Regions from separate parts of the Homo sapiens genome. Here region 1 is linked to region 2. Evidence: read pairs that join two places in POLR2A ChIA-PET (ENCODE). Cell type or tissue: CD4-positive, alpha-beta T cell. All regions are shown on one strand. Each heading gives the region's core, and the rest is flanking DNA. Links, peaks and the distances in the headings are about the cores only.

What was found. ChIA-PET counts read pairs that join two places held together with the same protein. Peaks named below come from ENCODE experiments on the same cell type or tissue, not always from the same donor. Only the 100,000 strongest peaks of a DNase experiment are listed, where the experiment ranks them.
Region 1: POLR2A ChIA-PET joins it to region 2 with 5 read pairs; 4 of 35 experiments call an interaction of 5 or more read pairs at or near these places.

Annotation. Positions count from the first base shown.
Region 1 is chr12:132,841,466-132,851,558 of GRCh38, reverse strand. It overlaps CHFR (checkpoint with forkhead and ring finger domains), which reads left to right. Exons shown (of 18, transcript NM_001161346.2): 13 at 2,835-2,918; 14 at 3,404-3,474; 15 at 4,429-4,516; 16 at 7,425-7,532; 17 at 8,476-8,548; 18 at 9,963-10,093. The coding sequence ends at 10,005. Among named protein-coding and RNA genes, the nearest start is that of GOLGA3, 18 kb to the right of the region's middle. In CD4-positive, alpha-beta T cell, for the core only: no CTCF peak of the experiment used is centred there; a DNase peak (open chromatin) is centred at 3,998.
Region 2 is chr12:132,900,095-132,910,187 of GRCh38, reverse strand. It overlaps LOC124903065 (a long non-coding RNA gene), which reads right to left and starts at 1,520. Exons shown (of 2, transcript XR_007063553.1): 1 at 1,040-1,520. It also overlaps the pseudogene LOC647503. RefSeq lists a silencer at 1,747-1,796, a cis regulatory region at 8,345 and an enhancer at 8,261-8,430. In CD4-positive, alpha-beta T cell, for the core only: CTCF peaks have their summits at 5,037 and 5,237; a DNase peak (open chromatin) is centred at 5,257; H3K4me3 peaks cover 255 bases.

The sequences.
Region 1 (10,093 bases), core at 1,921-6,920, 58 kb after region 2:
TCAAAGCGGTGTTGGCCTTAGGGTAACCTGTGAAGTAAGGATGCCGTTTCTTTTTTTCCATCAGTGTGATCAGTTTTCCCCACGTCACCATATTGAATAATCTATCTTTTCCCACCATCTAGTAACATTGCCCCTTCACAGGCTACATCTCCATCCACCGGGGGCTCGGCTTGGATCTGTGTCTATCCCCTGCCAGCACTGTGGTTGCTTTATAATGTGTCACTGTTAAACCTCTTATATGAATGTTGATGCTTTAGTATACAACTCTGGCCAGGCACAGTGGCTCACGTCTGTAATCCCAGCACTTTGGGAGGCCAAGGTAGGTGGATCTTCTGTGTCCAGGAGTTTCAGACCAGCCTGGGCAATATGGTGAAACCCCATCTCTACAAAAAATACAAACATTAGCCAGACATGATGGTGTACACCTGTAATCCCAGCTACTCGGGAGGCTGAGGCCAAAGGATGGCTTGAGTCCGAGAGGAGGAGGTTGCAGTGAGCTGAGATCGTGCCACTGTACTCCAGCCTTGGCGACAGAGGGAAATCCTGTCTCAAAACAAAACATATATATATATATATATATATATATATATATATGCACACACATACAGTTATTATTAAAAATGGAGCTTGTCCTTTATTTCATGGCTGTTTTAATGTATTCCTGCAGAAATGTCTGTCTATGTCCTTTGCCTTTTTTTTATGACTTCCTAATTTGTCAGAGCTTCTTATATGTGAAAGTGTTAGGTGAAGAAAGCCCTAGCCCTGTTGAGCACCGCGGTTGGCTCCTGCCGCACACACCGGTGTTGCTCTGTGCACTGAGCCCTGTGTGAGCAGCACACAGGACCACAGCACTGGTTCTGTCTGGAATGGCTTAAAAATGTTCTGGGCACTCAGGAAACCAAACAGGTTACTGCTGGGGTCTGTACCCTGAGACTGGGCTTGGCAGGGGTGGGGCCTAGCCTGCAGCGTCGGGACACATGGCCGTGGGACACACCCGGTGATCTGGGCGGTCGCTGCCTCGGGGGTCATCCACGGCAGGCGCTGGCCACTGCTGATGCTGCACGTGGGAGGGCAGGTGAGAAGCCACAGAGAACAGCTTGTCCCATGTCTCACACACGCGGTGGTCAGCAGATGGCAGCTCGGCCCAGCTTTTCCCCAGGAATCCAAACTCTTCACTCTAATTTCACAGAGCATGCTTCGTATATAGAGGCATTGGTGAAGTGGTCGTAGGCGTTATAAGACTTAAGGACTCAATCCTGTGAGAATTTTAGCGAGGGTTTACCTAACATTATATTTTAGGGATTTCCATTGTATAGAATATCAGACAATTAAAAATAATTTCCTTTGGGAGGCTGAGGTGGGTGGATCACGAGGTTAGAAGATCAAGACCATCCTGGCTAACATGGTGAAATCCCATCTCTACTAAAATTACAAAAAATTAGCCGTGTATGGTGGCGGGCGCCTGTAGTTCCAGCTACTTGGGAGGCTGAGGCAGGAGAATGGCGTGAACCCGGGAGGCAGAGGTTGCAGTGAGCCGAGATGGCGCCAGTGCACTCCAGCCTGGGTGACAGAGCAAGACTCTGTCTAAAATAAATAAATAAATAAATAAATAACGTCTACAAAGCCAAGGTGACAACATGGAAAAATACCTAGGTAGAAAAAGGCCACCTAGGCTGGGCATGGGCTCACGCCTGTAATCCCAGCACTTTGGGAGGCCAAGGCAGGCGGATGACCTGAGGTCAGGAGTTTGAGACCAGCCTGACCAACGCGGTGAGACCCCATCTTTACTAAAAATGAAAAAATTGGCCAGTTGTGGGCATCTGTAATCCCAGCTACTGGGGAGGCTGAGGCAGGAGAATCGCTTGAACCCAGGAGGCGGAGGTTGCAGTGAGCCGAGATTGCTCCACTATACTCCAGCCTAGGCCACAGAGCAAGACTCTGTCTCAAAAAAAAAAAAAAGCCACCTGAATATGTGCAGTTGGGGGCAAGCATGTTGCATGTTCAGAGCTAGAATGAAGCCCATCGAAGCCGTGTTAGGGTGGTGGAGCAGGTGAGATTTCTTTCTTTTGTGTCTCTCACTGTTTTCCTGGGATGAGCATGTGGTGTTCAGTTTAAGAAACGATGTGGGTCTGAGGCCGGGTGCAGTGCATCACGCCTGTAAATGTTCAGTTTAAGAAACGATACGGGTCTGAGGCCGGGTGCAGTGCATCACGCCTGTAAATGTTCAGTTTAAGAAACGATACGGGTCTGAGGCCGGGTGCAGTGCATCACGCCTGTAAATGTTCAGTTTAAGAAACGATGTGGGTCTGAGGCCGGGCGCAGTGCATCATGCCTGTAATCCTAGCGCTTTGAGAGGCTGAGGTGGGAGGATCCCTTGAAGCCAGGAGTTTGAAACCATCCTGGGCAACATGGTGAGACCCTGTCTCTACAAAAATAAAAAATAAATTAGCCGGGCCTGGTGGTGTGCACCTGTAGTCCTAGCTACTCAGGAGGCTGAGGTGGGTGGATCCCTTGAACCCAGGAGGCGGAGGTTGCAGTGAGCTGTGATTGTTCCCCTGTACTCCAGCCTGGGCCACAGAGCGAGACTCCATCTCTAAAAAATAACAAACCAGAAAATGTGAGCCTCGCCTTTTTTCAGGGATACAACTCCTCGCCATCACAGTCCATCACAACCTGGGTGGCGTTAGCTGGATGTGGCCCCGCCCCGATTTCCATGAGACCCCTCCTGAACAATGTTTCCAGAAAGAGTTGAGCTCCTGAGCCTGGTGCTGACGAATTGTGTTGGAGACAGCCCTCAGCGCTGAGTGCGTGTAACGAGTGTCCTCTCTCCACAGGTGCGGTCTGCCTGCAGCCTTTCTGCCACCTGTACTGGGGCTGCACCCGGACCGGCTGCTACGGCTGCCTGGCCCCGTTTTGTGGTAATACTGGCTCTTCAGGCCCCAGTTGCTTTGACCTTTGCATGTTCTCTTGGTGAACTTGAGGGCAGGGGATGGTGGGGTCCATAGCCTGATGTTTATAGGGATGAGGCCACTGTTGGTCATCAAATGATACCTATTCCTGGCTGGACTGCAGAGGTGTGTCAAATTCGTGTTAGCTCAAAATCAAGCCTTAACAGAATTATTAGGGGAGATACTCCCAGGACAGAATCCTTGCAGCGGGGTTCTGCTGTTACGATACCAAGACCAGGTGCTGGGGAGACTCGGAGAGCTGATCTTTTTAAGGAGGGAGTGGAATGGAAATCATTTCTGCTTGTCCTCTGTTTAAAATTGAGTTTTATCATTGAACTTCTTATTCTTTCTAGAATCTGTAATGAAAAGAAATATGTTTATCCTCAGTGTCGGGCAGACAGTGCTTTCCTGCGACATCATTATAAACAGGTAACATTGCCCCTTCATCTCGGCAGAGCTCAACCTGGGTGACAAGTGTCTGGACGGCGTGCTGAACAACAACAGCTACGAGTCAGACATCCTGAAGGTACCGACTCGCTGCGGGCTGGGGAGCCGGGAGCCACATTTTCTCCCTAGTGCAGCCAGCTGGTTCTCTGCATTCTATTGGTGTTTATCTGTTTTACCTGACCCGCTGCGGGTTGGGGAGCCGGGAGCCATGTTTCCTCACTGGTGCAGCCAGCTGGTTCTCTGCATGCCATTGGTGTTTGTCTGTTTTTTCCGTATTCCAAAAATAGGTATTTCGTTTTTGTGCCTCCTGCCACCAATTCGTAGGAGCCGCTTCCCGCAGCTCTTGTTCCCGGCAGCTCTTGTTCCCACAGCTCTCGGTGAGGGCTTCTTGAAGGTGCCGCCCTTTAGCAAGACCAGGGCCTTTTCTCTGGTCCCTGTCTCTTCTGGCCATTTGCCTTCCCACGTCTAGGAAGCTACCTCGGTTTCTAGGATTTACATATGTTTAACATGCGCATTCGCCCTCCTGCCGAGCACTTTGCTGACAGCACACACAATGGTGGGGCCTTGAGGCTTGCCACAGACACACCTGGCAGGCGCCCGCTCAGCCCCACACTCTGCTTTGATGCCCACAGAAGGAGCTCAACAGCTCGTGTGTGTTTGAAGGGCACAGAGAACAGATGCCAAGTCCTCAGCTTTTCTTGTGCAACAGCCTGGGCTCGTTGCTGGGCTGTGTGCACTGTGGCCTGGCTTTCATGTCTCATTCACACCTGGGCTGTGTAGGTCTTGGCAGAACTTTTGAGAGACTCTGGTAACTGTTACACTGGAACCTTTTGGGACTTCCAGGAGGCTCTTGGACAAGACTTCTCGTGCTGCAGGCCGTGAACGTGCAGCCCTCTGCAAATGCCACTTATAAGGGTCTGAGCTTTGGCTTTGCACACTTTCAGGGGCCTTTTATGAAATGTTTTCTCTCGTTATTTCAGTGTTTCTTCCTCTAAACGAGTATTTCTTATTCCTCTCTTTTTTTGCGTCACAGAATTACCTGGCAACCAGAGGTTTGACATGGAAAAACATGTTGACCGAGAGCCTCGTGGCTCTCCAGCGGGGAGTGTTTCTGCTGTCTGGTGAGTTCTTCTGTTGCCTCCTGCTCTAAGGCGCATGTGAGTGTCCAGGGCTGTGCCTGCGTGTCTGCTCTCCCAGTGACAACTCCGACCTTCACCCACCCTGGAAGAGAGGAAAAAGATCCTGATGCTTTCAGGTTGTTTTTGTTTGTTTGTTTGTTTTTTGAGATGGAGTCTCGCTCTTGTTGCCCAGACTGGAGTGCAGTGGCATGATCTCAGCTCAAGGCCCCCTCGGCCTCCTGGGTTCAAGCGATTCTCCTGCATCAACCTCCTGAGTAGCTGGGATTACAGGCATGTGCCACCACACCCAGCTAATTTTGTATTTTTAGTAAAGATGGGGTTTCCCCATGTTGGCCAGCCTGGTCTTGAACTTCTGACTTCAGGTGATCTGCCCACCTCAGCTTCCCAAAGTGCTGGAATTACAGGCGTGAGCCACTATGCCCGGCCTTCAGGTTGTTTTTTGAAAGTTGAGCGTGGGCCGGGTGTGGTGGCTCACGCCTGTAATCCCAGCACTTTGGGAGGCTGAGGCGGGCGGATCATGAGGTCAAGAGATTGAGACCATCCTGGCTAACACGGTAAAACCCTGTCTCTACTAAAAAAAGAAAAATACAAAAAATTAGCCGGGCGTGGTGGCGGGCGCCTGTAGTCCCAGCTACTCGGGAGGCTGAGGAAGGAGAATGGCGTGAACCCGGGAGGCGGAGCTTGCAGTGAGCCAAAATCACGCCACTGCACTCCAGCCTGGGGGACAGAGCGAGACTCCGTCTCAAAAAAAAAAAAAAAAAGACAGTTAAGCATGAACCTGTATGACATATTCCAGCAGCTTCTATCCTTGTAGGGGAGGGTGGGTGTGGCCGACTGCCACTACTGCTGCTTGAGACCCTCACTACAGCAGTTACTGCTGTTACTGCTTGAGACCATCATTACAGGACTGAACAAAGGGACAAACGTAGAAATGAAAACAAAAAGACAAAAGAAACTTTTAAGGAAAGGCAACATGGGGAAGAAGAGGAGAGCTCCCTGCTTCTAGTGAGTAAAGGCTGCCCCTGAGCTTCTACAGCCCTTCATATTTATTGGGTAACAAGAGCAAGGAGGAGGTAACAACTGGGCAGCTGCTAAATTGATCACAGGTTCATACTGTTACTGACAGGCTTCAATTATGCCTAATCATAAGAAACATTTGTGTGGCCTCCAACAGGTGGGGCCAGCTTGGAGGGTCTCTACCACTTGTCTATCCAGAGGTCCTGGGGTCAGTTGTCCTGGGACCCTCGGGGACTTGGTGAATCTCTTGCTTGATGTGTCAGTCACTTGGTGAGGGTCACTCCTCTCCAGGGGGGCACACGATGCTTTGTGGAGTATGATAATTTATCACTAAGGGAGGCTGTAGAAATATATATATGAGACAGGTTCTTGCTCTGTCGCCCAGGCTGGAGTGCAGGGGCATGATCACAGCTCACTGCAGCCTCGACCTCCTGGGCTCAAGAGATCATCTCACCTCAGCCTCCCAAGTAGCTGGGACCACAAGCGTGTGCTACCATGCCTGGCTAATCTTAGTTTTTTTATTTTTATTTATTTATTTATTTTTTTTTTTGAGATGGAATCTTGCTGTGTCACCCAGGCTGGAGTGCAATGGCACAATCTCAGCTCCCTGCAAGCTCCGCCTCCCAGGTTCAACAATTGTCCTGCCTCAGCCTCCTGAGTAGCTGGGATTACAGGCACCCGCCAACATGCCCAGCTAATTTTTTTTTTGTATTTTTAGTAGAGGTGAGGTTTCACCATCTTGGTTAGGCTGGTCTCGAACTCCTGACCTTGTGATCCGCCTGCCTCGGCCTCCCAAAGTGCTGGGATTACAGGCGCGAGCCACCGTGCCTGGCCGATATCTTTGTTAATTAAGGGTATAGCACATTTTCATTTGTGTTGCAAATGTTTCCACTATAGTAGTAGTTCACTTTTGTTGTATTTATTTTAATTTTGATGTTTAAATTGTAGATAGCCAAATGTACAAATCCTTTCCTCTGTGCAATTTGGTTTTCAAGACATACTTAGAAATAGCTAATTTTCTCATTTTCTTCTTGTTTTTTGGGAGTTTTAATATTTAAATTTTATATCCATGTGGGGCCGGGCGTGGAGGCTCACGCCTGTAATCCCAGCATTTTGGGAAGCCGAGGCGGGCGGATCATCTGAGGACAAGAGTTTGAGACCAGCCTGGCCAACATGGTGAAACCCCATCTCTACTAAAAAAGTATAAACATTAGCCGGGCACGGTGGCACACACCTGTAGTCCCAGCTACTCGGGAGGCTGAGACAGGAGAATCAGTTGAACGCAGGAGGTGGAGGTTGCAGTGAGCTGAGACCCCGCCACTGCACTCTAGCCTGGGCGACAGAGCAAGACTTGGTCTCAAAAAATAAATAAAATAAATGTTATATCCACGTGGGATTGTTTTGCTGTAAGAAAATAAATTGGTGGCCGGGCGCAGTGGCTCACGCCTGTAATCCCAGCACTTTGGGAGGCCGAGGCGGGTGGATCACGAGGTCAGGAGATCGAGACCATCCTGGCTAACACGGTGAAACCCAGTCTCTACTAAAAATACAAAAAATTAGCCCGGTGTGGTGGCGGGCACCTGTAGTCCCAGCTACTCAGGAGGCTGAGGCAGGAGAATGGCGTGAACCCGGGAGGCGGAGCTTGCAGTGAGCCGAGATCGCACCACTGCACTCCAGCCAGGGCGACAGAGCGAGACTCCGTCTCAATAAAAATAAATTCGTATCTAGATTGGCTTTGTTCTTATTTTCCTAATGTGTCGCCCGTTGTCTTCACCCCATTTATGGTCAGTGCGTTAGTCTCCCACTGCTGTGAAGTCCGTGCGCTGCTGTTGGGAAGATGGTGTTGCTGGGTAACTGGCTGTGTTTCTTCCAGATTACAGAGTCACGGGAGACACCGTTCTGTGTTACTGCTGTGGCCTGCGCAGCTTCCGTGAGCTGACCTATCAGTATCGGCAGAACATTCCTGCTTCCGAGTTGCCAGGTAAGGAGCCCCCGACTTCCTCATGGCTCTAGTTCTGTCTGGGTTGGCTTCTTGGCTTCTGCCTCTCTTTTTTTTTTTTGAGACAGTTTCGCTGTTTTTGCCCAGGCTGGAGTGCAGTGGTGCAATCTCGGCTCACTGCAACCTCTGCCTCCTGAGTTCGAGCAATTCTTCTGCCTTAGCCTCCTGAGTAGCTGGGATTACAGGCACCCGCCACCACGCCCGGCTAATTTTTTGTGTTTTAGTAGAGACGGGGTTTCACCATGTTGGCCAGGCTGGTCTCGAACTCTTGACCTCGGCCTCCCAAAGTGCTAGGATTGCAGGCATGAGCCACCACGCTCGGCCAGCACTCTTTTCTTTACAGACACCCTGTTTGCACTTTGCTCAATGTTCTAAGCAGAATTTGGCCTCAGTCAGGAGCCGGCAGGACGTCAGGCCATACAGGGCTGTGGTTGTTTTAGGCCCTGGGTCTATTTGCAGTTACTCATGAGTGTAACGTGGGTTTCTAAAACAGATTTGTAAAGACATCCAATAGTCAACTGGGGTAATTTTATTTCCTCAATTGGGTTTTTATTTTTTAATTTTTATTTATTTATTTATTTTTGAGACAGAGTCTGACTCTGTCGCCCAGGCTGAAGTGCAGTGGTGTGATCTTGGCTCACTGCAACTTCCCTCTCCCAGGTTCAAGCGATTCTCCTGCCTCTGCCTCCCAAAGTGCTGGGATTACAGGCATGAACCACTGTACCTGACCCTCAGTTGGGTTTTTAGTTAAACATGTGTTTCCTTTCCTGAAATCTCAGAACGGTCCGAGGAAACTAGTTATGGAGGGACCAGAGGCCGTGCGTTTCCACCGCAGCGTCTGTCGTTGGGTCTCTGCTGGGATTCAGGTAGCTGAGTGGGTGCGTGCAATACATCTCATAGATGCGTACCCCTTCTCTTTTTCCAGTGGCCGTAACATCCCGTCCTGACTGCTACTGGGGCCGTAACTGCCGCACTCAGGTGAAAGCTCACCACGCCATGTGAGTGCAGCTGGGGGCACAGGCGTCAGCTACAGAGTGATGAATGAGTTAACTGCCTGCTTATAAATAGGCTGATATGGTCATTATGCTTCTCTCAGGTTGCATCCTTTAGGAACCGGTATCTTCATTTAGAAATCCTGCTCTTCCTTTATCCCTTCGTTTCATGCAGTTTTATCTCCGTCTTCCACTTCTGTGTCTTCCTGGCTGGAGTAGCTTTATCTGTTGTCTGAGGCATCCGGGGCACACCCCATCATTTCAGGCTTAGCCGTTTCTAAGTCGAAGGCTGCAGTCACTGAGGGCCTCAGGCCCCCCTCGCAAAGCGCTGCACAGCTGGGTTCTCGTCCGTCCCGTGAGCAGGCATTTGTGATTGCTGTCACATCGTCACCCTCACGTGGTGTCTTTCCCGTGCTCCTTAAAGGAGGTTCACAGCGCCATCTGCATTGCCCTGGGAGGCGTAGGTCAGGAGGCATCTCTTAGGTTAGGTGATCACGTAAATCACTCCTGTGGCCCAAGGAGTTCAGATTAAAGTGATGGAGACAGTGCCCTCAGGACGAGATGTTGTGTGGACTCAGAGAAAGGCGCCTCCCTCACAGGGATTTTGTGGAATAAAAACCTTGCTTTGTGTTTGAGCACAAACAGCACATGGAAGAGACCATGTTGTTACAAAAAGAGATTTCACTGTTGACTGGCAGACAGTTTTCAGTAGAAATGTGCAGCCATGCTGGTCCTCCTTGCCCACAGTCTGTGGAGAGGGAAGGTGGCCACAGGCCATCCAGCTTGGTGTGTCTGCCTCAGCCCTGTCAGCAGATGCCACGGGGATGCCTGAGGAGGTGCAGCTTTTATTCTCTTCTCTAAAAAAATTATCTAAGATGTTTGCACTTCTTTTTTTTTTTTTTTTTTTTGAGATGGAGTCTCGCTCTGTCTGCCAGGCTGGAGTATAGAGGTGTGATCTCAGCTGATTGCAACCCTGCCTCCCAGGTTCAAGCAATTCTTTTGCCTCAGCCTCCCGAGTAGCAGGGACTACAGGTGCTCGCCACCACATCAGGCTAATTTTTTAAATATTTTTAGTAGAGATGGGGTTTTACCATGTTGGCCAGGCTGGTCTCGAACTCCTGACCTCAAGTGATCCGCCCGCCTCGGCCTCCCAAAGTGCTAGATTACAGACATTAGCCACTGTGCGTGGCCAGATGTTTGCACTTCTGTTTCAAAATTTTTAAAGGGATAAAGAAGTTTACCTTTGGGGGTTAGTTTCTTTGATATTGTGAGAAGCACACACACTCTTTCTCAGGTAGCTCTTTCTGTGTATGGTTTCCGAATGCGTTTATTTGAATGCCTTTCTGATGCTCTGTTGTGTAATTTATTTGATTGCCTCTCCAATGCTCTCTTGTGTAATTTGGCCATTTTCTCCCTGCAGGAAATTCAATCATATCTGTGAACAGACAAGGTTCAAAAACTAAGCATCCAGAGGCCCTGAGCAGCTTTCAGCACTGGAGGTGAAGAGAGCGTGTTTTTAAAATACAGAGACAAGCACGTCAAGGTGTTTTC
Region 2 (10,093 bases), core at 2,634-7,633:
AAGACCAGCCGGGCCAAGAGACCAGCCTGGCCAATATGGTGAAACCCCGTCTCTACTAAAAATACAAAAATTAGCCGGGCGTGATGGCGGGCACCTATCATCCCAGCTACTTGGGAGGCTGAGGCAAGAGAATTGCTTCAACCCGGGAGGCAGAGGTTTCAGTGAGCCGAGATCGTGCCATTGCACTCCAGCCTGGGCAACAGAGCGGGACTCCGACTCAAAAAAAAAAAAAAAGTAAACTATAAACTTCAGTTAATAATAATATATTAATATTGGTGTATCAGTTGTAACAAATGTACCAGAGTAATATGAAACGTAAATATAGGGGAAACACTATGGTAGAACATAAGGGGAACACTAAGGTAGAAAGGGATGGGGGGAACTCCTTGTTCTTTCCAGTTGATTTTTCTGTAAACCCAACACGCTCTAAACAAAAATAAAATATATTAATTTTTTTTTAGTGCAACTAAACAAGGTCCATGAAAAAGAGAATATTGGGTGGGCGCGGTGGCTCATGCCTGTAATCCCAGCACTTTGGGAGGCTAAGGCAGGAGGCTCGCTTGAGACCAGTCTGGGCAATAGAGTGAGACCTCGTCTCTATAAAAAATTTAAAAATTAGCTGAGTGTGGTGACACACACTTGTAGTCCCAGCTACTCGGGAGGCTGAAGTGGGAGGATTGCCTGAGCCCAGGAGGCAGAGGTTGCAATGAGATTGTGGCACTGCACTCCAGCCTGGGTGACAGAAAGAGACCCTGTCTCCAAAAAAGAAAAAAATATTACAGGTTGGTCTTAGGATATATATTTTTAAATCCTGGTGAAGGATAAGTGAGCTTTTCTCAGGGAAGCAGGTGGGACAGAGGGGAATCACTTTGGGAGTGGCCTCCCACTAGTGACCTCACAGACCCCCTCACTGACCCGGCAGACCCCACATCACTGACACGTAAGACCCCAGATGACGAGGCCTGCACATCTCCTGTGACGGACAGCTGAGACCCCGTACCACTGCCCGGACCCAGCCCTGGCCCAATGGGGCTCGCACCTCCAAAGCCCACGTCCACACGTTCCGAGCCCGCCGTCCCATCGCAAACATCCGGGGGCCGCCACTGCGCCTAACGACCGCCCATCTCTGACGCCTCGGGTCGGCGTTTGATTTTTAACCCAAGAAAAGAGTAAAAGTCAAGCGGAAATCAACGCAGAAGCGGTGCTGCAGCCTCTGAGCTTCCTGACGGCCGTGTCCAGAGCCGGGCTCCTCCTCCGGCGGCAGCCGCCGGGCTCACTTCAGTGCGCTCAGCTTCTCGCGGGGACAAGCGTCTGGGCGGGGACGGCCCGAGGCGGGGGTGTGGCGAGGCTGGAGAACGCTGAAAGCTGGTGGGCTTGGGAAGACAAACGACGCTCTGAAATTTGGCTCCCAGGTAATACGTTCCGGCACTTCGCGGCGGCTCAGTCAGCGCTGCTGGGTTCCACCCCTCCTATGCGTTGCTCAGGGACAGGTTTCTTAGTGACAGGCCCCTCACTATTCCCATTGGCCAGGACGCCCAAGGCCCACGCAGCCGTTGGCTAAAATTGTTGTCTGTTTCAGACACGTTGGCGAATTCCCCGCCTCTACGTTGCCGGGAGACAGCATGTTGCCTAGCAGCGTGCGGCTCCCATTGCCTTTGGGCGCGGCTCTCCGCCCCGACCCGCCCCTCTGGGACCCATCCGGGTCTGCGCCTCAGCTAGACAGGGCGGGCTGCGGCGCGCAGTCTTAGGCGTGCGCTTCGGGGAAGGGGCCCTCGCGTGGGAGGAGCGCGTCTGCGAGGGATGCGCCGGCGCAGGCGAGACCCGGAGCCGCGTGGTCTCTGCGCAGTGCGTCGTGTGGGGCGGCCGACCCCGGCCCGGGTTTCCCTGCTCGTTTTCGTCCGGGCGGGCGTCTTGGTTCCCGTTCCAGGCCAGCCCCATCCTAGGTCGCTGCTTCATCCAGCGCTTGGGGCATTTGTGTCGTTGGCGTTGTTTTCCTCTTAACTACAAACTTTAAATGTGTTCATCTACTCGTGACGGCGAGTTTAGCAGACTTTCATTCCCAGAAGACGTGTCACACGATCTGTATATTTTTCATACAGAAATTGACGGACGTCGTTACTTCTAAATTTCCACAGGGGCTGGTTCATCCCGCGGCTTTACCTAGAGAAAAACGTCTGAGGCCGGGCGCGGCGGCTCCCGCCTGTAATCCCAACACTTTGGGAGGCCGAGGCGGGCGAATCACGAGGTCAGGAGTTCGAGACCAGACTGGCCAACATGGTGAAACCTCGTCTCTACTAAAAATACAAAAAAAAAAAAAAAAAAAAAAAAAAAAAAAAATAGCCGGGCGTGGCGGCGCATGCCTGTAATCCCAGCTACTCAGGAGGCTGAGGCAGGAGAATCGCTTGAACCCGAGATGGTGCCACTGCACTCCAGCATGGGCGATAGAGCGAGACTCCGTCTCAAAAAATAATAATAAAATAAAAACCATGGACAATGGGAGGAGAACATCACACACCGGGGCCTGTCGGGGGTGGGGGGCCAGGGGAGGGATAGCATCAGGAGAAATACGTAATGTAGATAACTGGTTGATGGGTGCAGCAAACCACCATGGCACGTGTATACCTATGTAACAAACCTGCAGGTTCTGCACATGTACCCCAGAACTTAAAGTATAATTTTAAAAAGAGAGAGAGAAGCGTCTGAGCGTTTCTCAGGGACGGCGGGTGGCAGCCAGGACGGGCTGGGGCGGTGAAGTGCGGGGCGGGAAGCGACGCGTGCGCCTCCTGCGCTGGCTTCTGTGAAAGGAGGGACTGATTGGAGATCACTGCTGAAAAGTGGACTACGCATCAGTGAATAGTTAGTGAAATATGAGCTTCTACATTCAAAACCATTTGTGCTTTAAAGATTTTGTTTCACCATGGTATCGTATTTATCTGAATCCTATGTTGCTTTTGCTTTGTAATCTGAATTGTCTGTCACTCCCCCAGTCTCAGTTTTTTGTTAACTGTTCAATATTCATAGAAATGTCTCTACATGGGACCCTTTAACAGAGAGAGTAATCTGTCATAGCAAGTATTTCCTGAGTAGTTTCACTGATTCTATGTTTTTAGCAGGTCAATGTTTTCCTGGTTAGTTTTATGATTTTATCTCAATTTTTACCAGTTTGTAACCAGAACTGGAGTATTAATGAGAAGATATATAATTGTAAGTAAATATTCTATTTATTAGAAGAATAAATCACCCTGACAGTCAACAAATAATCTTTTTAAAATTTTTCATTGATGTATTGATTTATTTATTAGAGGGAGAGTCTCTGTCGCCTCATCTGGAGTGCAGTGGTGCCATCATAGCTCACTTCAGCCTCGAACTCCTGGGCTCAAGTGGTCCTCCCGCCTTAGCCTCCCAAGTAGCTGAGACTACAGGCACGTGCCACTGCGTCAGGCTGATTTTTGTATTTTTATTGGAGATGAGGTCTGCCTAGGTTGCCCAGGCTGGTCTCAAACGCCTGGGCTCAAGCCATCCTCCCGCCTCAGCCTCGCAGAGTGCTGGGATTAGAGGCACGAGCCACCACACTCGGCAATAATAACAATCTTTTTAATGGATCCACTCAAACAAAATAGAACCTGCTCAACTAAAATTTCCTGTCTATCCTCAAATAATATTAAAAACCATCCTATCTTAATATGAATTACCCTAAAATCTATTATTGGCAAATATAAGTTTTCAGTACATCAGTGAATGCTGAAGTTAGTTATATTGGGGAAACTGGCTTTTGAAATATATTTTTTAATCGATTGTAGATAGCATTGTGTGTTCAGAAGCTGTGATGGAAGTGGCATTCTACACCGGACATCTGCTGATACAATACACATCTCTATAGAATCTACTTATTATAAGGACCACTTCATGTATTATCATTATGAAAATCATGATCTGCGAAAATAGGAAGAAAATTAAAGCTAGAAATGTATGTGATTTAATCTCTCTGTTTTGGCTGGCCTCAATTCTGCAGCTTCCTAACACGTTTGAAGCAAGGGTCCTTGCCTGTGATTGTATTATTAATACATTCTATGTAAGCTTAGTTTAAATGATATTGTTCCAGCCAGGCGTGGTGGCACCTATAGTAACAGCTACTCAGGAGGCTGAGGTGGGAGGATCCCTTGATCCTAGGAATTCGAGGCTTCAGTGAGCTATAATGGTGCCAGTGCACTCCAGCCTGGGTGACAGCAACACCCTGAAAAAAAATTAAAAATAAGATAAAATGATATTGTTCATGTGAAAGAATGCCCATTCTTTTGCAAAGATAGTGCTCTTTTGGTAGCTTTTAGAAGTTTTGGATTTGGAAGTTGAGTTCTTCAAGTTCATTATTATTCAGGGTTGTATTTACAATTCTAGGTTTACAAACAGTTTGTCAACATCTACGAAATTAATTGCGGGGATTTTTGTCGGAGCGGCACCAACTCTACAGTTGGGAAGAATTGACATCTTAGCAATATTGTGACTACAATAATGAAAAAGGAGTATGCTCCGGTTATGTTTTCCTTTTTTTTCTCTCTTTCTCTCTCTTTCTTTTCCGTCCCTCCTTTCCTTCCTTCCTTCCCTCCCTCCCTCCCTTAAGATAGAGTCTCCCTCTGTTCCCCCGGCTGGAGTGCAGTGGCCCCATCATGGCTCACTGCAACCTCCCTCTCCAGGGCTCAAGCCATCCTTCCATCTCAGCCTCCCGAGTAGCCGGGACTACAGCCGCACACCACCAAGCCAGTCTAATTTTTGTATTTTTAGTAACGACAGGGCTTGGCCATATTTCCCAGGCTCCTCTGGACTCCTGACCTCAGGCGAGCCCTCTGTGCTCCGGACCTTCCGGAGTGCTGGGATTACAGGTGTGAGCCACTGCGCCGGCCTACGTTTTCTTTTAATAGTGTTTCATAGTTTTCTGGATACAGATGGTTTCATATTTTGTTAGAGCAAGGATTTCTTGGATTTGTTGTATCCAAGGATTTCTTTTTGTTGTTTTATTGCAAACGGTAGGCCTTTAAAGTTTTCCAGTTTCAGTTGACTTTAATATATTGGCTTTGTACTTTTGCTTCTTGTTACCTCCCCCACTCCTATCAAGCCACAGAAGAGGAGGCTCCACCGCACTTTTGATCTCCAAAATTATAGTTTAGGAGATACGGTTCAGAAAAGAGCGGGGAGGCGCGCTTCTTTCGCTGATGGGGTGCGCTCAGCTCCTGCGCTGCCCCTGGTGGCCGGCAGGGCGCGCCCAACCCTACGATTGTGGCTCGTGGCGCGCATGCGCATTCCGCCCGCGGCGTCGCCACAGGGTGAGGGAGCTTGGCTTCCTGAGAAGCCACCCAGGAGCCCCGGCTTGGGGATGACTTGAGGCCGCGTCTTCGGTGAGGAAAAGCTTCCCAGAGGAACTCTGCCGGGGAATCTCTAGAGTCATTGTCCTTTTTTAAAAATGTTTTTATAGGCCGGGCGCGGTGGCTCTCGCCTGTAATCCCAGCACTTTGGGAGGCCGAGGCGGGTAGATCATGAGGTCAGGATATCCAGACCAGCCTGGCCAACAAGGTGAAATCCAGTCTCTACTAAAAATACAAAAATTAGCCGGGCGTGGTGCCGCGCGCCTGTAATCCCAGCTACTCAGGAGGCTGAGGCAGGGGAATTGCTTGAACCTGGGTGGCCGAGGTTGCAGTGAGCCGAGATCGTGCCATTGCACTCCAGCCTGGGCAACTTGAGCAAGACTCCGTCTCTAAATAAATAAATAAATAAATAACGTTTTTTCGCTTTTTTTTTTTTTTTCTCTGAGACAGAGTCTGTTTCTGTCGCCCAGGCTGGAGGTGGTTTCGGCTCACTGCAACCGCCGCCTCCCGGGTTCAAGCGATTCTCCTGCCTCAGCCTCCAGGGTAGCTGGGATTACAGGCTCCCGCCACCACGCCCAGCTAATTTTTGTATTTGTAGTAGAGATGGGGTTTCACCATCTTGGCCAGGCTGGTCTTGAACTCCTGACCTTGTGATCCATCCGCCTCGGCCTCCCAAAGTGCTGAGATTACAGGCATGAGCCGCTGTGCCCCGCCATGCGCCGCATTTTCTTTCTTTCTTTCTTTTTTTTTTTTTTTTTTTGAGACGGAGTCTCGCTCTGTTGCCCAGGCTGGAGTGCAGTGGCGCGATCTCAGCTCATTGCAACCTCCACCTCCCGGGTTCACGCCATTCTCCTGTCTCAGCCTCTCCAGTAGCTGGGACTGCAGGCGCCCGCCACCACGCCCGGCTAATTTTTTGTATTTTTAGTAGAGACGGGGGTTTCACCGTGTCAGCCAGGATGGTCTCGATCTCCTGACCTCATGATCCGCCCGCCTGGGCCTCCCAAAGTACTGGGATTACAGGCGCCGCATTTTCTTATCCATTCATCTGTTGATGGACATTTAGGTTGCTTCCAAATCTTGGCTGTTGTGAACAGTGCTGCAGCAAACATGGCAGTGCAGACATCTCTTAGACATGCTGATTCCCTTTCCGGTATCTAGCCATCAGGGATTGCTGGAGCTTGTGGTAGCTCAATTTTTAGTTTTCTGAGGTACCTCCAAACAGTTCTCGGTAGTGGTTGTACTAATTTACATTCCTTCCAACCGTGTATGAGGGTTCCCTTTTCTCCACGTCCACCAGAGACACTTTCCTTAAATTCATAAGCAGAGATTCCCTCATGTTCTGGAATGTTCCCATGCGTTATTCTTTACTTTCTCTGGAAAGTAAAGATCTCGGAGTGAGATCTGTTTTAGGCATTTCCCTTCACAGAGGGGTTGGCAGCGGGAAACAGAGAGCACCTGGTGTTTCCTTAATCAGGATTGTTCTGGGAGGAAATCCATGCAAGTCCAGAGAAGTGCGTGGCCCAGGTGAGACTTGCAGAGAACAGTGTTCGTGCCTACAGCTTGGGGAGTCTGGGAGAAGGAAAATGAGCACTCCTGTGGATGTGCTTTATTCATTTCTTCCTGTCTTATTTTCCCTACAGGGTTAAAGTAGTTGTAAAGAAGAAAGTTTTGCAAAGTACATGTATTAAAACTCAAAACATTAGGCCAGGTGCAGTGGCTCATGCCTGTAATCCCAGCATTTTGGGAGGCTGAGGTGGGCAGATCACACGGTCATTAGATCGAGACCATCCTGGCTAACACGGTGAAACCCCGTCCCTACTAAAAATACAAAAATTAGCCGGGCGTGGTGGCACGCGCCTGTAGTCCCAGCTACTCGGGAGGCTGAGGCAGGAGAATTGCTTAAACCCAGAAGGCAGAGGTTGCAGTCAGCCGAGATTGCGCCATTGCACTCCAGCCTGGGCAACAGAGCAAGACTCTGTCTCAAAATAAAAAATAATAAAATAGAATAAAAATCATTATTTCCACTTAAAATAGTTCATAGCGGCTGGGCACAGTGGCTCACACCAGTAATCCCAGCACTTTGGGAGGCCAAGGCAGGCAGATCACCTGAGGTCAGGAGTTCAAGACCAGCCTGGCCAACATGGTGAAACCCTGTCTCTACTAAAAATACAAAAAAAAGCAGCTGGGTATGGTGGTGCATGCCAGTAGTCCCAGCTACTAGGGAGGCTGAGGCAGGAGAATCGCTTGAACCCGGGAGGCAGAGGTTGCAGTGATCCCAGATCCCGCCACTGCACTCCAGCCTGGGCAATAGAATGAGACTCCATCTCAAAAAAAAAAAAAAAGTTCATATCAAAAGGAAAATATAGGCTGCTCTGCCTGTGGAGTAGCTATTCTTTTGTTTCTTTACATCTCTAATAAACTTGCTTTCACTTACAAAAAAAAAAAAAAAAAAAAAAGGAAAATCCTAGCACTCTGGGAAGCTGAGGCAGGCAGATCACCTAAGGTCAGGAGTTCGAGACCAGAATACAAAAATTAGCCGGGTGTGGTGGTGCATGCCTGTAATCCCAGCTACTCAGGAGGCTGAGACAGGAGAGTTGCTTGAAACTGGGAAGCGGAAGAGGTTGCAGTGAGCCGAGATCATGCCACTGCACTCCAGCCTGGGCAACAGAGCAAGACTCCATCTCAAAAAAAAAAAAAAAAGGGCTGGGCACGGTGGCTCATGCCTGTAATCCCAGCAGTTTGGGAGGCCAAGGCAGGCAGATCACCTGAGGTCAGGAGTTCGAGCCCAGCCTGGCCAACATGGAGAAACCCTGTCTCTACTAAAAATATAAAATTAACTGGGTGTGGTGGCACATGCCTGTAATCCGAGCTACTGGGGATGCTAAGGCAGGAGAATCGCTTGAACCAGGGAGGTGGAGGTTGTGGTGAGCCGAGATTGCGCCACTGCACTCCAGCCTGGGCAACAGTAGCGAAACTCTGTCTCAAAAAAAAAAAAAAAGAAAATGTAAAAGGTAATTTTACTTTTCTGGTTTTAATAGAAGCAAATTCCTCAGTAATCTTTTTTTTTTTTTTTTTGAGACAGAGTCTCTCGCTCTGTACCCAGGCTGGAGTGCAGTGGCCGATCTCGGCTCACTGCAGCCTGCGCCTCCCGGGTTCAAGCAATTCTCCTGCCTCAGCCTCCCGAGTAGCTAGGACTACAGGAGTGCGCTGCCACATCTGGCTAATTTTTGTATTTTTTAGTAGAGACAAGGTTTCATCAGGTCGGGCAGGATGGTCTTGATCTCCTGACCTTGTGATCTGCCCATCCCAGCCTCCCAAAGTGCTGGGATTACAGGCATGAGCCACCGCACCCAGCCCATCAGTAATCTTTTAAAAATGTACTTATTAGCTCACTTCATTTTCACTTAAGAGAATTTCCATGTTTGATAATTTTTTATGACTCACTGACTATCTCAAAAGGTTTTCTGTGGCCAGGTGTGGTGGCTCACGCCTGTAATCCCAGCACTTTGGGAGGCCGAGACTAGCGGATCACCTGAGGTCAGGAGTTGGAGACCAGCCGGGCCAAGATGGCAAAACCCCATCTCTACTAAATATACAAAAATTAGTTGGGCCTGGTGGTGGGCACCTGTAATCTCAGGTACTCAGGAGGCTGAGGCGGGGGAGAATTGCTTGAACCCTGGAGACAGAGGTTGCAGTGAGCCGAGATTGTGCCACTGCACTCCATCCTAGGTGACAGAGTGAGACTCTGTCTCAAAAACAAATAAATAAATAAATAAATGGGTTTTTTTTGTTTGTTTTTTGAGACAGGGTCTCACTCTGTTGCCCAGGCTGGAGTCCAGTGGTGCTATCATGGCTCATTGCAGCCTCCACCTCCCGGGCTCAAGCAATCCTCCCACCTTAGCCTCCTACATTAGCCTCCCTAGTACAGGTGTGCATCACCACATCCGGCTAATTTTTTGTATTTTTGGTGGAGACGGGGTTTCACCATGTTGGCCAGGCTGGTCTCGAACTCCTGAGCTCAGGCAATCCACCCACCTTGGCTTCCCAAAGTGATGGGATGACAGGCTTGAGCTCCCAGCCAGCTGCTAGTTTTGAGTGGGGCCCAGAACAAGTGAAGGCTCTGCAACAGATGCAGGCTGTTGTGCAAGGTGCTCTACCACTTGGTCACATGACCCAGCAGATCCAATGGTGCTTGACATGTCAGTGGCAGAGAGCGATGCTGGGTGGAGCCTTGGCAGGCCCGCATAGGAGAATCACAATGTAGACTTTTAGGATTTTGGTGCAAAGCCCTGACATTGTCTGCAGATAATTACTCTTCTTTTTTTTTTTTTTTTTTTTTTTGACTTCAACGTTTTATAACAATAGAGAGTAGCTGAAAATACTACATGCTAACACAGACAATATGATACACAACCTCGGGGGACAAGTTGGCAGGGAGCACGTGGCAGAGGCCACAGGTTTAGACTAAGAGCCTTTTGATGGACTGCTGAATGGATTGGATCTGCTGTTTCAGCTGTGAGCCTTCTTTGATGGTGACAGAACAGGTGATGACAGGCCTGGAGACCCCACAGGCTCTTCCCAGGGCCTGCTTGGAGCGCACAAATATGAAGGGCACGTTCTTGTCTTCACACAGCAGTGGAGGTGCGGAATGATCTCCTGTGGCTCGGTGTCTGCAGCCATCACGATGAACTCAGAGATGCCCCTGTTAAGGGTTTTGGTGGCCTCGTTGGCTCTTT